2 separate regions of the Homo sapiens genome follow, and region 2 is linked to region 1. Evidence: chromatin contacts called from ENCODE Hi-C or POLR2A ChIA-PET data. All regions are on one chromosome and are shown on one strand. Each heading gives the region's core, a stretch centred on a gene start or an enhancer-like site at or near the end of the contact. The rest is flanking DNA. Distances are from core to core; before and after follow the strand shown. Region 1 overlaps ATP8B4 (ATPase phospholipid transporting 8B4 (putative)). Region 2 overlaps ATP8B4 (ATPase phospholipid transporting 8B4 (putative)).

What was found. Hi-C counts contacts between places; a loop is a spot of excess contacts on that map. ChIA-PET counts read pairs that join two places held with the same protein, here RNA polymerase II (POLR2A). Pooled maps may share reads with other maps.
Region 2: a map of cardiac septum shows a loop between it and region 1 (3-fold over the local background). The contact joins two enhancer-like sites. A Hi-C loop is called at or near these places in 3 of 168 maps with a recorded cell type or tissue (ascending aorta, cardiac septum and mammary epithelial cell) and 7 of 50 pooled maps. POLR2A ChIA-PET finds 5 or more read pairs at or near these places in 5 of 52 experiments (AG04449, AG04450, BJ and 2 more).

What each region holds. Positions count from the first base shown.
Region 1 is chr15:49,900,578-49,904,646 of GRCh38, reverse strand. ATP8B4 (ATPase phospholipid transporting 8B4 (putative)) reads left to right here. Exons shown (of 28, transcript NM_024837.4): 21 at 3,408-3,555. Among named protein-coding and RNA genes, the nearest start is that of ATP8B4, 220 kb to the left of the region's middle. Within about 2 kb of position 1,751, at least 4 of the 41 ENCODE cell types and tissues checked have a DNase peak (open chromatin) inside an H3K27ac peak, as active enhancers do.
Region 2 is chr15:49,858,298-49,862,366 of GRCh38, reverse strand. It overlaps ATP8B4 (ATPase phospholipid transporting 8B4 (putative)), which reads left to right. Exons shown (of 28, transcript NM_024837.4): 27 at 1-122; 28 at 1,892-4,069. The coding sequence ends at 2,173. Among named protein-coding and RNA genes, the nearest start is that of DTWD1, 240 kb to the right of the region's middle. Within about 2 kb of position 2,131, at least 3 of the 41 ENCODE cell types and tissues checked have a DNase peak (open chromatin) inside an H3K27ac peak, as active enhancers do.

The DNA of each region.
Region 1 (4,069 bases), core at 502-3,001:
AGTGGGAACATCATGTTGGCCATAAAGCCATAGAGATTCTTTAAGACACTGTGCAGGCCAAACAAAATGCATTTTGGTCCTAATTCCTAACCCCTAGTCACCCAGGAAAAATGTTTTAGTACATTAAATTTCTCTCATGAATCATAAAATTTTAGAGCACTTACTTAGGTAATCTTGTAGATCTTCTGGCACACACTGGTGCAGCAGCCCAAGTTTTCATGATCTATTTTGACTGCTTGGGGCACTAGCCAAACTGACTGGCTGGTCCCATTTCATGAACTCTAATAATGAAACTGGTTCAGTGGTTGAACATCTTAAAGGTCTCTCAGGTAGGGTAGTAAGGAATGGAACTGGGAATTCAAATCAAAATTTCATGTACTTTCTCCCTTTCTCTACTGTTGGCAGGGTAGTGCTGTCCCTTAAAACTGTCCCTCCAGCACTGTGTCTTAGTCCAACCTAGAGGCAGTCTGTGGCTGACTCTATGTGTAAACCAGCTTGGTGCAGTAGACCAAGAACTGTGAATATGAAGACGTAGGTTCCAGCCATGGATCTGTCGCTGGCTAATCAAGTGGCTAGAGGTCAGATAACTCAACTGTGGAAACAAACATAAGATGTCAGAGGCAGTCTGAACCCAGGTTTCCAGGTTCCAAGCTCAAAGCTCCAGCTTTCATATCAAAGTCCAGATTTTCTTCTTTTAAACAGGATGTCATGGTTTCAATCCATTTCCAACAGATCGATTTTTTTTTTTTTTTGAGACGGAGTTTTGCTCTTGTTGCCCAGGCTGGAGTGCAATGGCGCCATCTTGGCTCACTGCAACCTCCGCCTCCCAGGTTCAAGTGATTCTCCTGCCTCAGCCTCCCGAGTAGCTAGGATTACAGGCATGTGCCACCAAGCCTAGCTAATTTTGTATTTTTGGTAGAGATGGGGGTTTCTCTATGTTGTTCAGGCTGGTCTTGAACTCCTGACCTCAGGTGATCTGCCCGCCTCAGCCTCCCCAAATGCTGGGATTACAGGCATGAACCACTGTGCCTGGCCACAACAGATCAATTTAACCTTTCAATATAGAGTGCCTTAAGAGGACTGACTAAACGACTCTTTTTTCCAACCATCCTCTTTTCTTCTTTATAGGTTGTATGCAAGCCAGTATGTGCCTAACTATGCTTTGCTGTGCTTGTAGTGACATGGGGCTGTGAATGCCACAGTTGCCTCAACTGTTAATGCGATTCTGCATGCCAAGAATTGTAATAAACTGCCCTTCATTACGCAGCTTGGAAAAAACAGGCACTCTTTTGTTTTAGCATTTGTTATTTGTATTATGTGGTTAAGCATTGTGTGTACGCTTCAAAAATGTATAGCTCATAGTCATTGAAGGGAGTTATGTGTAGCTTTTTCCCTTCCTAATAAATCGTTTTTGTGAGAACCAGCTGGTGTTTGAAGAGCTAAATTCCAGGAAGAAAAAGAAATGACAGCTACAGAGCGTGGGCAAAGGTCTAAAAATATGAAAGCCCAATCTGGCCAAGAGACGTTGGCCTGTACAGAGAAAGTGCAGTGACAATTTCAGCAGAGCCAGAAAAACTGTCCCTTTTCTGCCTGGAAAAGGGTTCATGTGAGATGTTAGGAAGACAGTTTAAGGAGAAAAAAATCCTAAGTAAATAGAATTTCAGCCAATACTTTCATGAACTTCACCCTTCTTTGGAATGTTTTTACTCTCTAAGGGGAAAACAGATTGAGTCATTTATACAGCGAGTGAGAACTTTACTCAAAAGGAGTACTCAGGAGATGTTTTCCCTGTGGTGCTTTCTGAAGTCACAATTTATGAGCTCTGCAACATTGTCAGAGAAATGTTCATTTCCAAGGAACTTGTCTCCCTTGCTTTCTTTATTATTTGGCACTGTACATTTTCATGACTGTGAGGAGGATTCCCTGACATAGTTATCTGATGGGAAAGTCTGATCCTCTCACTTACAACAATGATTTTTCATGTCTGTTCTACTTCCCTCTCCCCTTTGTAACTCCCTAAATTTCACACATAGCACTCTGACTTTATACATCTTTTTCTTTGATTCTGCAAACTGATTGTTAAATGTGTGATATGATTCTTGGAACCATGTGACCTCTGGGTTCCTAAATGCAGATGTGATTTTGGTCTTGGACAGCAGAAGGAGATATTGAGCTAGAAGTTAATGTATCTTTTTGTATCATTTTTATTTTTAAACTTAGTATGTAAACAATTGGTGTTACATTTTCAAATAATTAGACAGCTGAGGGCTAAAACAGTTGTTTTGGTAAGTGGACATTCTCTTCTTTCAGAGGAGCCTCAGCATAAAACCATTTTAATAAATATTTTCTACACAGGATGAGTAATTTCATTTCGCCAAAAGACACAATATTCACTTTCTGGTCTTCTCTCACTCTCCATGTTCTCCTGAGTGCTCATTTTGTAAATGCCAGTTATGACCCATGCTGGATAGTTCTCTGGTCGTGGTTGAAGCTTCTGTAGGTTTGTCAGCTTGCCTTATGTTACTTCAAAGCCTGCACTCAACTGTTCTTGAAGAGGAATTTCCCTTCCTTTAAGGGCATCATCTTTCCATTTTGGAGAGAACAGTAGAATGCCACTTCTAAGTGTGCTATGTCACCATACAATCTTCCTCTTAGATGGCAGAGATGCATGGGATGTGAGCAGGATTGCTTTATAGCTACTGCTAATTAGATCTAGAGCATTTGGAGGGCGTTTCCATTTGGAACAACCCTCTATATTTTGGTGTCTAGTTTTTTTCCTAGAAGATTTATTCTATTTTTTAAGCTGAATACAATTTTTGCTTAAAATGTTCTATCCTATTATAATGGCTATGCCAATTCAGTAAGTACCATCATTTTTCTTCTTGTTAAATTTTTTTTAAAAAATATGTTTCTCAGAGGACTATTTTAAGCTGGATCGTATTACATTGTACCTCAAATTGATGAATTTATTTTATATATAGATGTCCTGGAATTCCTAGAAGATTTCATCAATTGTCTTTAGTCTTGTGCTTTCCATTATTTAACAGCATGCCTGCCAGATAGTGGTTCTTAAGCCCTTGAAGCTCAGACAGTCTTAAGTACCAAATCTATCAAGATCCCCTAGTTCAAACACAGCTCAAGATGGTGATTTAGCTTTTAGGTCATTTTAAACATTCAAGATATTGTATTTTCATTATGTTTACTCTCCTACATCCTGGAATTTGGAAATTTGCTAAGATATTCCCATCACAAAGAATTATCCAGCTTGCTTACTGAAACTGGGTCTTATGCCATATTCTCTCTGAATAGTGGTGAAATAAATTTACCTCTAGGCAAGTTTCTTGTTAGAATTAGTAGGCATGCTCTGTATGCTTTGTTATGTTTCACTTTTCACCCTCTCCTTTAAGGAAAGCAAAACAAAATTTGTTTGGACAAAACAGAAATTTTTCCAATGGCCATGTAGTTTGTGAAAAAAAGCAGCAGCTGGAGTTGGATTCTATTGTAGAAGAAACCATAACAGGAGATTATGCCTTAATCATAAATGGCCACAGTTTGGTGAGTTTGCCTAAGGTTTTTGTCCTTTCTTTTTCTTCACTGCAATAATCATCTCTTTTGTGCTATCATAATGAGACCTCCTTTGTCTTTTCCAGACAAATGTCACTACTAGATACAGGGCATATGCGATGATTTCCTGTTTGCAAAGGGAAAGGAAACTTCTAATATATATCTCATACATTATTATTTGGATCACCACAGTAAAGGGGAGGCTCCAAAGAAATGCTAAATTCACAGAATATCAATCTTGTCTAAATGACTATAGACCACTTAGCAGTATTATTTAAGTGCCTTTCTAGAGGGGAGTGTTACGGCTCACTGTTACTTAATTAAAATAATGCAACTGGGTGGATGTATTATAATTATTGCTCTTACTAATGTTTGTGATTTGTGGAGCACAACCTGACCTTCATGTAATTACTATACGAAATTATTGCCATTAAGATACCTCTAGTGGTTTTTCTAAATAGCAGCATTTTACAGCAATGCCAAACAATTTGCTTTGATTAGGAAA
Region 2 (4,069 bases), core at 882-3,381, 43 kb after region 1:
GACATTCCCTGACCCAGAAGTGCATCTGGCTTGTAATTCTCTTAACAACAGTGGCTTCAGTTATGCCAGTGGTGGCATTCAGATTTTTGAAGGTGGATTTATACCCAACCCTGAGTGATCAGGTATGTCACAGTGCTGATGAATACTTGAAGGCTGGTTTTTGGCTCTTGAAATGGTGTCCTTTTCTGCCTTATTGGAAGCTCAGAGATGGGCTAATGAAATTGTCACAAGCAAACACCTACTGGTGCATGAGATCACATCAGAATAGATGGGACTTCCCACATCTTGAATGTACTAGTCCTTAGTGCCATGAAGAGAGGCATCTATACTAAATGTGGATGGGGAGTCATAAATTACAAGTTGAACTGGGTATTTTAAAAAGCTGACTTTTAAAAAGAAGATCACAGGCATCATTTTGGACAATTTTTCCAAGGGAAAGGCAAGCTATAGGAAAAGATACTGATTTGAGGGCAAGTACAAGCACAATAAAAGAGAGACAAGCATGGTATGAGTCAAAGGGGCTTAACATTTTTGTAGAAATCCAGTAGCAGATTCAGAAACATGGGTGAGATGTTACCTTCTGAACAGATTAAGAAGGGGAAGAGCAGCATGCTGGGTAGATTAGTACACTTGGAAGGAAAATAGGAAGAACAGGTTATAGAAATTCCTTAACTGGAGAATTAACAGAACATATTTCAGAATTTCATGGGAAGAGGAGTAAGTAGGACAATATCAACTTAGGTCAGGACTCAGATAAAGCGTGAAAAGGAGAAAGGGAGACAAACATTCATAGCCATGTCATGAGAAGGGGGAACATGCTGCTGTGGTGAGTGGGACCAGGCCAGTGATGCTGAGAGAGACTGAGGTAGGTAGGTAGGTAGGTAGGTAGGTAGATAGATAGATAGATAGATAGACAGACAGACAGACAGACAGACAGACAGACACACACACACACACACACACATTTTTTTTTAATCATGATGTCTCTGACATTTTGGGACCAAAGTGTAAAAAGATTCCTTCCGGAAAAATTCGGAGTCCCTTGTCATATCTGTCCTCTCTCTTTGGTTCTCCAAGCTCATTCTGACATAAACCCAGAAAATGGCGGATGAGTTAAGGAAGGAAGGATGTGCTTGTTTGTCCGATAAGTTTGATCGTGATGTTCTGCTTGATGGTTTTCTCCTGACACAAAAGTCAGGATCCAAGTGATTTGCCAAACCAGAGAACAAGGTTGCTTACAACAAACCTCAGGTCTTTTTCTCCTTAGCTTTACAGGGAAATGAAAGAGTACAGCAAACCTCAGGTCTTTTTCTCCTTAGCTTTACAGGGGAATGAAAGAGTTGTGGGAAACCTACTCACATAATAGGGAACATTTAGAAAGGCCATACAAACCTAAGAAATCAAAACCCTGGAAGTCTCATGATACGTTGAGCTACCACAAGAATTGAATATTTCTGACTCATTTTCTGAATTTTCTTCTAGTCCAGTTACTGACAACTGTTGGATCCAGAGAATCTCTAAAAGAGAGGAAAAAGGCTGTTTTGGGAGAATGAAATTATAAATTATTATGCTGACTTTGGGCGGTGCATGTTAGAAAATCTTTCTATACAAATGTATGCTCATATGCATTGAAGATACATGAGAGACAATAATGAAATTTGTCTGATATTTCTTAATTACTTAATAGTGTCTCGATAGAGATAAAAATGGACCAGTGCCCCCCCAGTGTTATCTTTTGGGTGGAAAATTTCTTAGTTTTTAGATTTAAAACTTCCTTTTGCAATGTTGTTTTTACTTATAAAAAAAAAAGGCTTTCACTTTACAAAGTGGGCCACTGCCTGGAGTCTATCATTTGGATGCATCATCTCACTTTGGGTCTGTTTCTCTCCAGATCCGCCGGTGGCAGAAGGCTCAAAAGAAGGCAAGGCCTCCAAGTAGCCGAAGGCCTCGGACCCGCAGGTCAAGCTCAAGAAGGTCTGGATATGCTTTTGCTCACCAAGAAGGCTATGGAGAGCTTATCACATCTGGAAAAAATATGCGAGCTAAAAATCCACCCCCAACATCAGGGCTGGAAAAGACACATTATAATAGCACTAGCTGGATTGAAAATTTATGTAAGAAAACCACAGACACCGTGAGCAGCTTTAGCCAGGATAAAACAGTGAAACTGTGAGTCAATATGAATTTAAACCACGTAGTTATCTTTTCACTTCAGGTGGAGCTGAAATTCTGCTGGCTCCAGAGTTTGAGATTTGAGGCAAGAGGTGGGGCAGGCAGATTGCCTCACTTAACTTAAATCTGCGGCAGACAACTGCCAGTGCCCATCAAACAGGAGTGTGCGCTATGGAAAACCAGGCCAGAGGGTCACTGTCTGGTTTGTGATTTGGTGGACAAAACACTCGCTGTTACAAGTACAGATTTTTTTTTTTTTTAAATCAACCTAGATACCAATTGACCTGAACTTTAGAATCTTATTTATGGAGAAAAACTTGTAAAGCTGCATATTCACTGAATGGATCCTCAGGCGGATAAAAGGGTGCATTTTAAAGGTATATATCCAAGCTGAAAAGCATGCCTATTGACAGATAAACATGTATCTGTAAGATCAGCCTTTCCCAAGGTATACTTTTAAAATTTAAAGCGTGTACTGTGTTGCTTTCAGACTGAGTTGCATGTCACTCTTTAGTCTTGATATCTACCTGTCTGTTCAGCCAGGACAACAAATGGCTTCCAAGCCTGAAGAATACAAAAGTGTGCTTGTGTTTCTCATTTTTATACCAGTCTAGGGACAAAGGAGACTGAACATCTTTGCAGCAGGATAGGCTGGTAATTTGATCAAATTTATTCAAAAAGCTCTCAGTCTGTGTCATGTAAGGACATGCTTATGAAATGTGAGAGAGGCTCGCCACTAAGTATTCTAAATACTTTTCAATGGCTTTTCTAACAACCTCAGTAGTAATTTGCTGAGCATCATCCAGACCATTAATAGAATCAGCAAAGCACTGGAATTTCACACTTTAATGATAATATTCCACATAGTCTATGGGCAAATATTTTCAACATTTCCAATTTTTAAAGCTTCAGAATTGAAGCCAAACAAATTAATAAATAATTGTTTTAATTACTATTTAAAAACTCAGGTTTAGATTGTTTAAAATTAGTTGCTTTTGATACTCAGCTGTCATGTTTATAATTCAAACATGTAGTAAACATATGTAGGTAAGGTTGTTTTTTTGGAGATGTTGCAGCTCAAATTTCAGTCCACATATGAATCATCAGTGTATTTTCCATAAAGTGATTCGGGCATATTTGTGTGAAAACCTCAGTTCTGTCACTTCTTACCTCTATAAACTTGGACGATAATGTGCCTTCTCTGAGACTCAGTTTCTTCCTCTGTAAAATGAGGACATACTACCTACCTCATGTGGTTGGTTGATGATTGTCTGTCAAAGCACAAACTCTGAAATTATTAAAAACATAATTATTTCATAAACAGATGAGTTAAGTTCCAGTTAACTCAACATCAGTATAACAGAGCAATTGGAAGAGAATATGAAAAAACTGGAATCTAAATAGTCAGTGAGGAAGGCTTTGATAAAATGAAATTGCCAGAAAGATATAAAACTGGTTAGGGTCCTACAGGGAAATAAAATTATAACCGTGGAGGTACATTTCTCTACCAGAAAGCAAAAATAAAGCATCATGTCTTAATGGTTTTCTACAAATCAACTTCTAATTCTACAGAGTCCTTAATCTGGTCCCTATTAAATTCTTGGTCAGACAAAGTTACATTTCCCAAGAGAGTCAGGTGACACTTGAGTGAGTTTGATGGATAATGAGCTAATGTGATATCTATAGGTCACAATTTTTTAAAACCAAAATTTTCAAGTCTGGGATAATCTTTCCTAAATGGGATCAAATGAAATAATATGTGTAAAAGAGTCAAATGCAGTCCTTTACCATAGTAACTGCCTATGGACGTTGTCTTTCCCTTACATGCCTGCCTACACTTAACCAGATGTTGGTTTTCAATGTCTAATTTGTCATTAGTTTCACCACATTTGCTCAC